Linked DNA regions of Homo sapiens: regions 2 and 3 are each linked to region 1. The links are chromatin contacts, found by Hi-C or POLR2A ChIA-PET in ENCODE. All regions are on one chromosome and are shown on one strand. The core of a region is the stretch at or near the end of the contact, and the rest is flanking DNA. Distances in the headings are between cores, read along the strand shown. Region 1 holds the start of AMMECR1 (AMMECR nuclear protein 1). Region 2 holds the start of NXT2 (nuclear transport factor 2 like export factor 2). Region 3 overlaps ACSL4 (acyl-CoA synthetase long chain family member 4).

Region 1 (4,694 bases), core at 1,405-3,904:
AAAGCTATTTTTGTAATTCAGCTGGGGTGTCCTTGTCTTTGGGTTTTCCCATTGCATCAGTCCCTTAGCCTGGCAGGATAGCCATGATAGTGCTTTGTCTTTTAGATGAAATGCAGAACTAAGGACATGACTACTGGTGCTTATTAAAGATTCCTTGCTATTTTTCACAAGAGTAGGGGCGTTAGACTCTTGTCTACTGGCCAAATTCTAAATTGGGAGATTACATTCTGCTTTCCTAAATTCCCCTAGCAGAAGCAGCCATCCATGGTATCCTACTTTGCTTCCTGTGCTAAACTGTTTTGTGATGTCATTAAATGGCTCTGGTTTTTTACTCTAGAAATGATCACTTTAGTGGGGTGGGGAGTAAATCGATACCTATTGTCTGATATTATGTTCAGTCTAGTTTCAAAAAAATTAAAAGGTAGCCTGTGGTAGTTAAGGACAAAGTACAAAACAAAACACCCTAACGTACAAAACACCCTAACATACCAGTTGTTGTGGTGCTTTTTAAAAAAACCAATCTGCTTTCTCTTCTGTAACATAGACAAAATATTAATGCATTTTTTTACTCCACTAGTAATTGACAAAGAATTGTTATTTGTTTCATACTTAAGGTTAATTCTAACAGTGATGAAGTTTGAGAGGATGAAATTACATATCACCGACCAATTAAACTATCCCTTTTGTCTTTAGGCTGCATCTAACCATTCCAGATTTTCATCTATCTATCTCATAAAATCTTTTTGGAAGGAGATTTTTCATCTTTCCTTGGTAACATATTTCAGTGTCTCTCAATCTTTCCATAAAAACTAAGTTCTTATTTCTGTTTAACCTCGGTTCCACCTGCTGGAGTGTAATGTCACTATCTTTTGTCCATCCTTAGCCTTGTTATCATATATTGTTAGTGAGAGGCAATGTAGTATAATGGCATGGTTTTTGGAATCAGACATGCCAGCATTCCAATCCTAGCTCTGTTACTTTCTAGGTGTGTGATGTTGGGCAAATTACTTCTGAGGTTTAATAGCCTCATCTGTTAATGAGTAACCTCAGAGCATTGTTGTGAAGATAAAACGAGATAGTATCTTATTCTGAAGGATTATGGGGTAGGACGAGGTATGGTATTGGAGACCTAAAAAGTGTTCAATACATACTATAATAGCTATTTATCTGATTATGTGCATGTATCTGACTTAATTCATAAACTCTTTTAGAGCGGGAGGCATACTTCCTGAGTACGCCCTGGATTTCAACAGAAGTATAGTGTTGTGCACATAGTATGGTGCAGAGGCTCAATATTACTGAATGAATAAATTGTTTTGTTTTTATTCCCTGAGTGGAATGAACAGCCCCCAGCTATCTGCAAGATCCCACGCATGTAGAAAAAAGGTGACAAAAATCAATCTGCAGTTTTTAAATATGCAGATACCTGACTTTATCTAGATGTTTTAGCATGGTGTAGATACAATGCAAATAACTTACGCTTTCTATTTCTATCACGTTCATTTCTACGAATTTTAACATTTGATTATTGTCATTATTTTTATTATTAAGCTGCACTTAGGCACCCAGAAAGGGACTGACTCATATGTCTCCTCATCCATCCAAGCATTTAATTGAGAAATTTTAAAAATGAATATTAAGAGCTAATTATATACTTGAACAAAATCTTTCAATTTGTGACTAAGTACATTACCTTCCCTATTTATCTCTAAGATCTGAGCACTACAGATAATATTCCTAATTGCTTTGTACCCAAGCCAAGAAATAAAAACCAAAACCAGAAAAGTCCACCACTGCAAGTCCCAAAGCACAATTAGTATCTTTGAACCAGTGAAGTATTAGTTAGGACTTTATTTTTGGCTTTTAAATGTTTAAACGGGGCAAGGAGGGTAAGTTGGGGGAACAAGTACAAGATACATAGATTCAGTCGGACTTGAATATTTCTCCATAAGGAAAGGAAAGAGTACCCTGGTGTGTGCTTAGGCTGGAATTAAAAAGACAGCAGCGTGGCCATTTCCTGGATTGCTTTGTACACACTTTACAGGGGCGGTCTCAGGTATGGAGCTCTGGGCACCTGCTCGCTCACACTCCAACAGTTCAGAAACCCGTGTATTTGAGGCCGGGTGGCTCAGGTTCCACGTAACTGGGCTTAAGTGTCATTAATACTGCTTGCGGCGGGGGGTTACTGAGCTGTGCTTTGGGACCTGGATGCTTACTTCGGACTTTCTCCTTTCTTCCCCCCTACCCCCACTAGTTTCCCTTTCCCTCCTTCCTTCCCGGGCGTGCCCACCTTCTCCCTTTGCTCCCACTTTCCGCTGTCTGACTCTTGTTTCCTTCACCTTCCTTTCTAATCGGCTTCCTGTCTTCCAACCTCTGCCGGCCGGAGAGATTGAGATTGGGGCTGGGGCTGGGGCTGCGGCTCAGAAGAGGCACGAGTCGGGCGGGACAGGCGCGAGGCGCCCAGCCGCGAAAGCGAGGAGCGCGCACCGAGGCGGGGGCGCGCGCGGGGCAGCCGCGTGGCTAGGCAGACGGGGCCGGGAGCGGCGCGCGCGCGCCCCGCCAGCCTCTGGCGCGCCCCCGGCGGCCTGAGCCGCAGCGTGCTCGCCCCCGCCGCCAGCTCGCCTCACTTATGGGTCGGAAACGCTGCGTGGGGGAGACTGTTCCAAGATGGCGGCGGGTTGCTGCGGGGTGAAGAAGCAGAAACTGTCCAGTTCGCCCCCCTCTGGCTCGGGTGGCGGTGGTGGCGCCTCCTCCTCCTCCCACTGCAGCGGAGAGAGCCAGTGCCGAGCTGGGGAGCTGGGACTAGGAGGCGCCGGTACGCGGCTCAACGGGCTGGGAGGTCTAACCGGAGGAGGTAGCGGCAGCGGCTGTACCCTCTCTCCCCCCCAGGGCTGCGGCGGCGGCGGCGGGGGGATCGCCCTGTCGCCACCTCCGAGCTGCGGAGTGGGGACCCTACTTTCTACCCCGGCCGCCGCCACCTCTTCCTCACCCTCCTCATCGTCCGCCGCCTCGTCCTCATCGCCGGGCTCCCGGAAGATGGTGGTGTCAGCAGAGATGTGCTGCTTTTGCTTCGATGTGCTCTACTGTCACCTGTATGGATACCAGCAGCCCCGGACCCCCCGATTCACCAACGAGCCCTAGTGAGTACCGTGCCCTCCGCCGCCCTCTCCCTTGCGCTCGGGATGGGGCTCAGAGTTGAGGCAAAGTGCGAGTCCGCCTCCCGGCCGGCGGATGCCCCTGCCCTCTCGCTGCCCGGGTCCCCGGAGCTACTCAACTGAACTAAGGGCACCCTGCGCTTTTTGCCCTCCGAGGCAGGCACCCCACACTTGGAGCAGGGTGCTGCTGCAAGGAATGGCCCCGTGGCTCCTAGAGGTGTTAGCTTTCTCTTTGCGATGACTTCGAGGAGTTTTGACTCCTTTACTTGTCTCCTTCACCACCCCCACCACCCCTCACCCTGCCCCGGTTTTGGAGATCTGGGTTACTCAAGGTGTTGACCTCTCCTCACTTTGGTTTCCATTACCCCAAGTGAAAGCCCCGCCAGTATTCCCGCCCCGCGTATCTTGCACATGGAGAACTACTATCCCATTGCAGGATGAAAAATAGCAACTATCCAACTTCTGTTAGTGATGGAACTTAGCTCTGGAGCTTGTGAGGTTACCCATCTTCTCCTCTGGGTTTTCTTGTGCCCTGGGAAGGGGGGAGGTTTCTTAAAACACATTTTTCCCTTACTACTTATTTTTATCCAAATACACCCATTAAAATGTGTTTCTCGTGTAGCGAGCGCACTGCCGGCTTCCTCACATTTGAAGAGTGCGACCTTTTTTTTTTTTTTTTCCATTCCACCGTCTGGATAATAGCTCATTCAAAGAGAACTGTCCCCACAGAGCCACGGTCAGTTTGTACATTAAGCGTGCATTCGCTTTTGTGTCGATTTCACTTTTTAAGAAATCCATGTTATACTTGATGATTTGAGAACAGTTAAATAGTAAATGTGTAGGAATTGTTATGGTTTCCTTTGGTTTTGTATCTTAAATTATTTTACCCTTCAAGTGTGTGGTTGAAAAATTTTAAAATAGCACTGTTACAGCTAAAAGCCAGGTTAATTCTAATCCCTGTCCATTTGGATGTGTGGGAGGTGGGGCATATGGTTTTTTTTTTTTAATGTGTAAACTGAATGTAAACTGACTTTTTGCGTTAAATGCTAGACAGAATGTAAAGACCAAGAGAGGGCAGAATGAGAAAAAGTGCAATTGCTTTTATTTGAGTACTTAGCATCAACAAGAAAAATAATACAGAAAAAATTTCAGTGAAACTCGTACTGAAAGGCATCAGCCCCTTTTCCAGCTAAGACAAGTGCCCCTTGTCCCCCATATCATAAATACCTGAATTGATGTTCTTTTAAAACTGCTCCTTTTCATTTTGTGAGATTAGAGGATTGGACTACTGTTGTATAAGTATAAACATTTCTGCCTAGACTAAAATATTAAATTAATATGTAAAGTGGAAATTACAATAAAGTGTCCTGGAAATTGTGCATTTGTACTGTTTGTTTTCTTTGGCTTTCATTCTTTAAATGTCTTTAATTTTGTATGACTCTTCTGTGGTCTGTGCATTTTCTTTTAGACTTGGTTAATCTTTGGGCATTGGTTTATGAGAAGTGCATGAAAGAGCATCCAGGAGAACACTTCGTCAAA
Region 2 (4,694 bases), core at 1,140-3,639, 780 kb after region 1:
GGAATACTATGCAGCCATAAAAAAGGATGAGTTCCTGTTCTTTGCAGGGACATGGATGAAGTTGGAAACCATCATTCTCAGCAAACTAACACAGGGACAGAAAACCAAACACAGTTATGTTTTCACTCATAAGTAGGAGTTGAATAATGAGAACACATGGACACAGGGAAGGGAACATCACACACCTGGGCCTGTCAGGGGGTGGGGGGCTAGAGGAGGGATAGCATTAGGAGAAATACCTAATGTAGATGACGGGTTGATGGGTGCAGCAAACCACCTTGGCACGTGTATACCTATGTAACAAACCTGCACATTCTGCACATGTATCCCAGAACTTAAAGTATATATATATATAAAATCCTATGCTTAATAAATGGGTTTTATATAAAAAATAGGTTTTTAGAGATAGGGTATTAACTTTTGCAGCTGCAGGACAGAAGTAGTTCTCCAAAGCACAGTTCTATGCTGGTAAGAGACCTAGGCAAGACTCACTTGACCACATACTGACATAATTACGTAAAAGATATGGTGCAGGGATAAGTTGCAATGAAAAAGCTGATGAAATCTCGGTCTGTTGAGGACTTAATATTATCCATGCTACATGCATACTTTTTGTGGGTGTAAGCTATACTTTTGAGCCATGATCAGAAATTATCTATAAATATATGAAATAAAAGGGGCGAATCAGGAAATATTCCCCGTAATGACCCACCCCTTCATTAGCACTAATAATACCTTAACCATATTGGTTAATTGATGGAACTAAGAAAAGGAAACATATTTAAGAAAATATGCTGGGCCTAATGTTAAGTGCGGTATTTTAATTAATTCATACTTACCAACCTGAAAATAAAATGAGGTTAAGGGAAAATGGCAACTTGCTCCAGGTCAAAGAACTAGGTAAAAGTAAACCTGGGATATGATTCCAGAGCCCATGTTCCCACTAATGCCATACCAATCCTTCCCTGAGCAATTTGCTTTTAAAGAGTAAATCCACAGTTACCACTTATGCAAGTCAGATGAAACGCTGGCTCCAGACACAACCTGGTATTTAATAAAGAGTAGTAGTCTATAAAGAGTAGTAGAGTCTATAACACTCACCCGTCTTCTTTTATCCATTGTCTCATAGTAAATATTGACAAACTCCTCAGCAGCTCTACATGCCTGATCTACATAAGTTTTAAAATCCTACAAGAAAAATTCCAGAAGTATAGATTACCAACCTTTTCAACCCCTCACAAACACAAAACCACTGACAGAAGCTGATGATTTATTTCAACCACTATGTAGCTCTATATACAGTCCACATTCTTTCATATAAATTCAGACATTTTAAAGGCCGGACTCTGAAGTTTGCAATTTTAAAATTTTTCACTAATTTTAAGTGCATGTCTTTAGGACATAATCTTCTCAATGAATCTGAGTCTTTTTCAGTCTCCACATATAAATTTATAATCTTTTCTTGGCAACTAAGCACTTTAGACTTTCAATATTTTACAAACATTCACGGCAATGAAAATGACACCACCTGAACCTTAGAAAAGGAGAGAGAGCGGCAAAAACTGCCACTGAATAAGCTAGGAAATTGTTTTCTGTTTTCAAGTGAGGTGTTAGAGCCAAACTCCAAAGTTGATGAATGGGAAACACACACACACACACACACACACACACACGAAAGTAGTTCAACTACTTGAAAAACCGGCAGCTCCACTTAGGAAACTTTCCCACATTGCGTAAATATTCACTGCTGTTTGCCTAAGAACTGTGACACCGAAGAAAGCAACGCTGTTGGCGTTCGTGCCGGAGAATTAAGGAATACCTTCCTTCTCATTCATGTACGGGGCCCAGTCTATTACTAAATTAAGAACAATGAATCGCCAGTTTCTTTGTCAGGTGACTGAAAGTGATTTTTAGAGAGGAAGATAATCGAGAGAAAGAAACTGCAAGCCATAAACAACAAACCCCAACATCCCCGCCTCTCGCTATTTCCCAGCTCAGGGTCCTTTCCGGGATCAGAAAGCGACTGCTAACCAGGCTGGGGGTGGGGCCGGCAGGGCGGGCAGCAAAGCGTGGGCCCCGCCCCGCAGTGCAGAGAGCCGGGACGTGATTCGTCACCTATCCACGTGAGCAGCAGCCAGACCGCCCCGGAATCCCTCCTCTCAGCCACTGGAGTCCGGCGCCCAGCCGTCCTGCCACGGCCCAGGCACTCACCAGAGACGTGGCCATCTGGGACCTTGTAGCAGTGTGTTCTGGCAGTGTCGGCGTCACTACCTCCTCACGTGTCCGGTCCGCAGGGCTGCGGAATGATCAATACTTATGAAGAGAGCGAAACCCGCCAAACGCACAAAATTTTCCACCCTCCCATTCTCTCCCGGAAGTAGCTCGGTCCGTCGTTAAAAGCACACCGATGTTCCAACCTTAAGTTCCACTTCCCTTCAGTTCCTGAAGATCCCTCCCATCCACCTTATCTACTTGTTTGATACTTAGTTTAAAATTTAAAAGCCACTTTGCTTTTGTAAACATGATACTCAACAGGAAAGTCCCCTACTTTTCTAACGACAAGCCTGGGGACAAGCAAAAATGAAAGTGTTCAATTACAGGGACTTTTTTGCCCCAGGAGGCGGAGCCAAAGCCCTCTGAAGACCAATTAGAAATGCGAGGAGACCTACTATTCCGTAGCCTATAGGATAAGTGGGCAGAGCTTGGGGAAAGGCGTGCGTGACTAGTGAACAATTTAGCATTCTGGAACGTTCTGGAAGGATCATCCTCACTGAATTACTACGTTTTGGCAGTATGCCTAAAATTACTATTTCATTTTAACCCAGCCACATTGAACAGGAAAAGTTCATCTGGTTTCTCCATTCTGGCATTTTAAAATGTCTCACGGACACCAACAAAAATTAAGTTTACAGTGCTATTCACCATCTTTTAAGGGCTATTTATTCTGCAAGGTATTCTAACAATAACTAAAATGTCGAGTGCTGACTATATGTAAGGTGCTTTTCTAATCAGTTTTACATATATTCACTTATTATAACAATGCTGAGGTAATTGCTATTATTTTATCATCTTCATTTTACAGCTAAGACTGTAAAATCTGCCTACGGTCACAAACTAGTTGAGATTCAAACTCAAGCAATATAACTGTCATGGCAATGTGGCTTTGCTCCCCAACACCCCTTAAAAACCTCTCATCCCAAAGCCGCCAATGACTTCTGATTTAAATGGCAAATTAATTAGATGTCGTAGTTTTACCTTGAGTGGCTGGTGTGTGGCCCCTCATAATAGTTACTTCTTCTTTGGTATCCTTCTCTGTCTCCCTGAGACCAGTGGCTTCTGTATTTTCTCATACTTTTAATCTTTCTCTTTATCTGGCTCTTTTCTCTTCAAGGTAGGACTAACGGAAGCTTCTTCTCAGCCAGCCAGCTTCCGTTTTCCGTTAACCTCTGACTGGCGTCACTTCCGGTGCATCCCCCCTTTTAAAGCCTCCCTTCTTCAGGGTGATCTAAATTGCTACTCGTATGCTAATGAATCTCAACAACCTATCCCAAGCCCCCACCCCTTATCTGAGCTCCAATTACACATAATAATTTTGCTAAACATGAACGTGACTGCACTATAGGCTTCTCAAACTTGTACGTCCAAAATTTAAACTCATTATTTCCTCCGCACTTCCAAACTTTTATATTCTCCCAGTCACCTATCTTGAATTCTCGGAATCTTTATTTTTTTGGTTCCGCTCTCCTCCTCATCATAATTCATTCAATAAATATTTATCAAGTATTCACTATGTGCCAAAGATTGTGCAAGGCTCTGTATATAGAGTGGTGAATAAAATAGGCATGTTTCGAATCCTTGTGAGGCTCAAAGTGTAATGAGAGTGCTAGACAATAAACATAACATTGAGTTACAAAGAAATACTAAGTAACTTGCTTAGTTCTGACCATTCCCTATAGCAACCCTTCTCCCTCTTCCCCTCCCCTCCCCTCCTCCTCCTCCTCCTCCTCTTCTTCTTTTTTTTAGAGACAGAGTCTCACTCTGTGGCCCAGGCTGGAGTGCAGTGGCATGATGTTGGCTCGCTGCCAACCTCCGCCGCCCGGGTTCAAGTAATTCCCTTGCCTCAGCCTCCCGAGGAGAGTAGCTGGGACTGCAGGCGCCAGCCACCACGTCCGGCTAACCCTCTTCGTTTTTCTCCCTCGCTCTTCTTGGCTCTCTCCCTCCCTTTCTCCCCCACACTTCTCTCACTTTCCCCATCTCATTCTCTCCTCCCTCTCTCACCCCCACTTCTCTCTCTTTCCCCCTCTCATTCCCCCTCTCATTCTCTCCTCCCACACAAACTTTGATAACTCTATTGTCTATTTTCTTCCAAATTCTCATAATCTTTAAATACCTACCTTGGTCTGATCTGAATTTATTTTCCCAGGCTATTCTCCCAAATTCACCAACACTGGCAAAGTTAACTACTACTGTTTGCCAAGAATGACTGATGTTTACTACTTCATTGGTGATTGTTTTTCTTGATTGAGAGATTGTGTTTTATATGATTTCATTCAATCCTCACAACCCCCAGAAAGGCAGACATTATTATCTAGATTTTTAAAAATTTAAACTTAAGTTTAAAGAAGTTAAGTAAATTGGTTAAGATGATACAGCTAGTGGACCTGGGATTTCAGTCCCAAACTTTCAAATCCCAA
Region 3 (4,694 bases), core at 1,256-3,755, 610 kb after region 1:
AATTTAAGTGCTGTCCCGTAGGGTACTTTGAGGTCAAATAGCAGAGGCACTTCACGTAACATAGGAGGTCAAGGAAGGCTTTCTACACATTTCATTTAAATGAAGACCTAAAGGGAAGCAAGAAAAGGCAGAAGAGAATGTTACTGGCAAAGGGAAAAGCATGTGCTAGAAGCAAGCAGAGATGAGAGATTAAGCTTGATGCTTTTGAGAAATTAAAAGAGGTTCAAGTTCGTAATGGCTACAGCTGTGAGATCAACTCTTTTAAGTCTCATGACAGTACCTGTAACTAATAATATTATCCCCTCCATTTTTATGGTTGTGGCAAATGAGGAAAAGATGTTAAATATTTTGCCCTAGGTCATCCATCTCTAGTAAGTGGCACAGCCAGGGATTGAACCCAGGTCATCTGGCTGTAGCATATTGGCTCCTAACTACCATACTGGATTGCCTCTCAGCTGGGGCATAGTCTTCCTTAGTAAATGGAATGGTCTGTGTCTGGTACTACCTACCATAAAAAGAGCTGGAGCTTATAGGATCTGGATTAGTTTAGAAATACAGGTTTGCTTTAGTCTTTTATTCTTGATTGGGAATGAAATGCTTCATTTGATATGCAACTCTGAGGCTATTGACACATATTTTCCAAAAAACCATAGATGGGAAATTATAACTGGTTACATGTTTATTACAAAAATAAAATTGGTGTGAAATATGTATTTCCTGCAAGGCTAGGGTTTTTGTTTGATTGTTAAAGTTAACTTGGCAATATCCTTTTCTCTGATTTTTAAAGTTAGGCTGAGTGCAGTGGCTCATGCCTGTAATCCCAACCCTTTGGGCAACCAAGGCCGGAGGATCACTTGAGCCCAGAAGTTTAATACCAGCCTGGTTAAGATAGTGAGATGCTTACTCTACAAAAATAAAAAAATAAGTTAGCTGGATGCAGTGGTGAGTTTCTAAGTCCTAGTTATAGGAGGCTAAGGCAGGAGGATCCCCTGAGCCCAGAAGTTCAAGGCAGCAGTGAGCTATGATTGTGCCACTGTACTCCAGCCTGGGTGACAAAGCAAGACCCCATCTCTCAACAAAAAAAATTAAAAATTAAAAAATAAAATTAGTTAAAGGGTGAACATAACTTATTAAATAGGACTATACTTTTTTAAAGTCACAAATCAAATACCTATACACGGAGATATTTTCTTACAATGCATCTGATTTATCCTATATCTGTTTAAGATACAAGTGTGTTTTTTGTGAGATGAGAAATTGACTTCAGTTTGAAGTCATCAGTTAAGGTGTTAATCTAGATTCTAGAAATTGGATTATAAATGTTGCACATAAACTAAGATTGTAGTAATTTGATATCATTGAAAAACACTTGGAATAAAGAGTCTTGTGTGTTTGTGTGATTAATGGTGTGCAGCTGGTGCTTTCATTTACTTGCCCGTCGTATATGACTGTGGATTCAAACAGGAGTTTTTACTTGGAAGTGTTTTTCCAGGAGTGAAGGTTGGCTTCTGCTAATATACCCATACATTCTTGCCTTGTTCTCTATGGGATGAAAGTTAGGATACAACTAGGGTCATCATTAGGATATTTTTGCAAAAGAAAGAGGGGTTTGATAATTATGCTGGGACAACCACAGGACAGTCCTCAGAAAGCTGGGAAATGTGTTCACCTACATTTTATTTTATTTTATTTTTTGAGACAGAGTTTCACTCTTGTTGCCCAGGCTGGAGTGCAATGGCGTGATCTTGGCTCACTGCAACCTCCGCCTCCCGGGTTCAAGCGATTCTCCTGCCTCAGCCTCCTGAGTAGAGGGGATTACAGGCATGCACCACCAGGCCCGGCTAATTTTGTGTTTTTAGTAGAGACGGGTTTTCTCCGTGTTGGTCAGGCTAGTCTTGAACTACCGACCTCCGTGATCCGCCTGCTGCAGCCTCCCAAAGTGCTGGGATTACAGGCGTGAGCCACCGCACCCGGCCTCGCCTTCATTTTAACCAGTTTATCTGGGGATCAGGTTTGTGACTCTAGCTTCCGAAGTACTGGCTCAACCCAGTTTAGCGAACCATCAGTGACAGAGAGATTTCCCTCTACTTTGGAGTAAAAGTTAATTTTTGAGAAAATATTCTGTTGTATTATTATACTGGAATTGTATGCGTAGCAGCTGTATTCTTTTTATACTTTTTAGCATTGTGAACTCCATGCTGCCAGACCCTGTTGGGGTTATTGCAGGACACATTTGTAGATGTGTGGGCCTTACAGGAAGTGAAATTACTTAATGATATTTTACCACTGCTCGAAACATTTCGAAAGAAAAACTTTGAGAGAAAGAAATGATTCAGCCTTTTCTGCCTCCTACTTTTTGAAGTCAGCTAGTACACATTTGTAATGTGATAGCACAGTTGATTGGAATGTCTGAAGCTAGACAGGTAAGATGATACCCTTTGAAGTTTGAGTATTTGGTCCCAGAACCAGGTTGTAAAGAAGAAAGTACTGATGGAAAGCTCACTTCTGAAATCCCCTCCTTTCACAGGCCCTCTGATCACCCGTGTGGAAAGTAGCCCTCTGGGTCTACTAATCACAGACATCAAAGGAATGATATTCATTTGGTTCCTTTTGCTTGAGTTACCTTCTCCTGGGGCAGGCTTAATTTCCTGTAGGGGACTGATTCTGGTCAGTTGAAAAACATTTTCATTATGGGGCAGAAGGTTGCAAGTATGGCATGGTACCTATTCTATCTCATGCAGATATAATCTGGCATTTGAGTTCCCATTTGTTTTAATAGGATAAGTAAGTAGAACTCTTAGCTTTAAAGAAATTTATACTTTCATCTGTGCAGAACCCCTCATGATTGTCTGGCTTTTTGATATTGTCTGTTAACTTGCTATTACAGGTTGAGTATCTCTTATCCAAAATGCCTGGGGCCAGAAGTGTTTGGATTTTGGAATTTTTCAGGTTTTGGAATATTTGCATTATATACTGACTGGTTGAGCATCCCTAATCCAAAAATCTGAAATACTCCAATGAGAATGTCCTTTGTGTGTCATGTTGGTGCTCACAACGTTTCAGATTTTGGAGCATTTCAGATTTTGGATTTTCAGATTAGGGAGACTCAGCTTGTACCAGTCAATTTTTGTTAGTCACGTTTTGACATAAGGGACACCAAAAGGATGCTTAGCTTCAGAAAACAGTTAACCATGGTAGTTATAGTAAGGAAGAAAACCCTCATTTTATTTAGCTTATAGGTTATATTACATGAGCAAAAGAAGAGTTTATTTTGCTTTGAGCCTAATTTAAAAACCGAAGATCTAACCTGCTTTCCTTAGTACAAATAAAGCCAACTTTTAGCTCCTTTTACAGTATTACTTTGCCACTTGAGTAGGGCTAAACACCTTTTGGACCATATTCATTGTTACTATCAATACATAGACACACATTAGAATTAATTGAAAGGCTGGTGCTATATTTTCTACTTTATTATTAAATGATAAAAGTAACATTCACTGTAGAAGTTTTAGAAAATGTAGGGAAATTATAAGGATAAAACTAAAAATAACCTCTACGTGGGTGCAGTGGCTCATGCCTGTAATCCCATTACTTTGGGAGGCTGAGGCAGATGGATCGCTTGAGCCCAGGAGTTGGAGACCAGCCTGGGCAATGTGGTGAAACCCTGTCTCTACCAAAAATACAAAAAATTAGCCTGATGTGGTGGCGCATGCCTGTAGTCCCAGCTACTCAGGAGGCTGAGGTGGAAGGATGGCTTGAGCCCAAGAGGTCGAGGCTGCAGTGAGCCAAGATTGCACCACTGGATTCCTGCCTGGGTAACCGAGCAAGACCTTGTCTCAATAAAAAAAAAAATCACCTGTAATTCTGCAACCTAGAGATTAACATTTTGGTTTATAGCCTACATAAATTTGAGGAAGTTGATCTTGAGTATGAAGTTTCATCTTAAACCAATTTCACTTCATATATCTTAAACATTTTCTCATACTCTTAAATACTCTGGCAATGCTGCATTTGATGGCCGCATAGTATTTGATCACATGGATACATTATTTTACCAATCACCTATTGGGAATTTGAAGTTGTTCCTATTTTTTTTTTCTGTTATCCATACCACCATGATGACTGTCCTCTATTTTTTTGTGTGAATCTCTAATGATTTCCTTTAGGATAGGGGTCCGCAACTCCCAGACCATGGACCGGTACTGGTCCATGGCCTGTTAGGAGCTGTGCTGCACAGCAGGAGGTGAGCGACAAGTGAGCATTTCTGCCTGAGCTCCGCCTCTGGTCTCTGGTGCCCGAAAGTTTGAGAACTGTGGCTTTAGGATATTCCCAGAAATAGAAAGTGAAATTACAAGTGCAGGAAGTATAACTGAAGGCCTGTTGTCACATATTACCAAGTTATTTTCTATTTAGCATGTACTAATTTCTACTTTTGTCAACAGTATATAAAGTGCCTTTTTGTATACTTTTGGCAGCACTGAGTAATTTCTTTATTCTTAATTGGCACTAGTTTTTATGGACCCCCAGTGCATTGCTATCTGTTTTAGTAAATAAAAGTTATTCATGGCAGGAATTAAAATAAGGATGCAATATTATAAGTAGTAGTACTGCAAGGAACTGGTAACTCCAGCTGGTACTTTGAGAATTGTCTAAACGGACCATATTTTAACTCTAAGGGTCTATGTTTCTAAAAA

The links. Hi-C counts contacts between places; a loop is a spot of excess contacts on that map. ChIA-PET counts read pairs that join two places held with the same protein, here RNA polymerase II (POLR2A). Pooled maps may share reads with other maps.
Region 2: a loop to region 1 is called in a map of CD8-positive, alpha-beta T cell, with 31 times the contacts of the local background. The contact joins the promoter of NXT2 here to the promoter of AMMECR1 in region 1. A Hi-C loop is called at or near these places in 8 of 168 maps with a recorded cell type or tissue (B cell, CD4-positive, alpha-beta T cell, CD4-positive, alpha-beta memory T cell and 4 more), 2 of 37 single-sample maps with no recorded cell type and 19 of 50 pooled maps.
Region 3: a loop to region 1 is called in a pooled map, with 5 times the contacts of the local background. The contact joins the enhancer-like site here to the promoter of AMMECR1 in region 1. A Hi-C loop is called at or near these places in 1 of 37 single-sample maps with no recorded cell type and 4 of 50 pooled maps. POLR2A ChIA-PET finds 5 or more read pairs at or near these places in 1 of 52 experiments (activated T-cell).

What each region holds. Positions count from the first base shown.
Region 1 is chrX:110,316,045-110,320,738 of GRCh38, reverse strand. It overlaps AMMECR1 (AMMECR nuclear protein 1), which reads left to right and starts at 2,654. Exons shown (of 6, transcript NM_015365.3): 1 at 2,654-3,140. The coding sequence starts at 2,668. LOC105373312 (a long non-coding RNA gene) reads right to left here and starts at 2,487. Exons shown (of 4, transcript XR_938504.3): 1 at 2,291-2,487. RefSeq lists silencers at 2,472-2,621, 2,354-2,688, 2,882-2,941, 2,986-3,141 and an enhancer at 2,662-2,791.
Region 2 is chrX:109,534,539-109,539,232 of GRCh38, reverse strand. NXT2 (nuclear transport factor 2 like export factor 2) reads right to left here and starts at 2,389. Exons shown (of 4, transcript NM_001242617.2): 1 at 2,212-2,389; 2 at 1,102-1,188. The coding sequence starts at 2,226. RefSeq lists enhancers at 1,859-1,918, 2,209-2,408 and a silencer at 2,029-2,078.
Region 3 is chrX:109,707,107-109,711,800 of GRCh38, reverse strand. All of the region lies in intron 1 of ACSL4 (acyl-CoA synthetase long chain family member 4), which reads left to right. Among named protein-coding and RNA genes, the nearest start is that of ACSL4, 24 kb to the left of the region's middle. Within about 2 kb of position 2,505, at least 8 of the 41 ENCODE cell types and tissues checked have a DNase peak (open chromatin) inside an H3K27ac peak, as active enhancers do.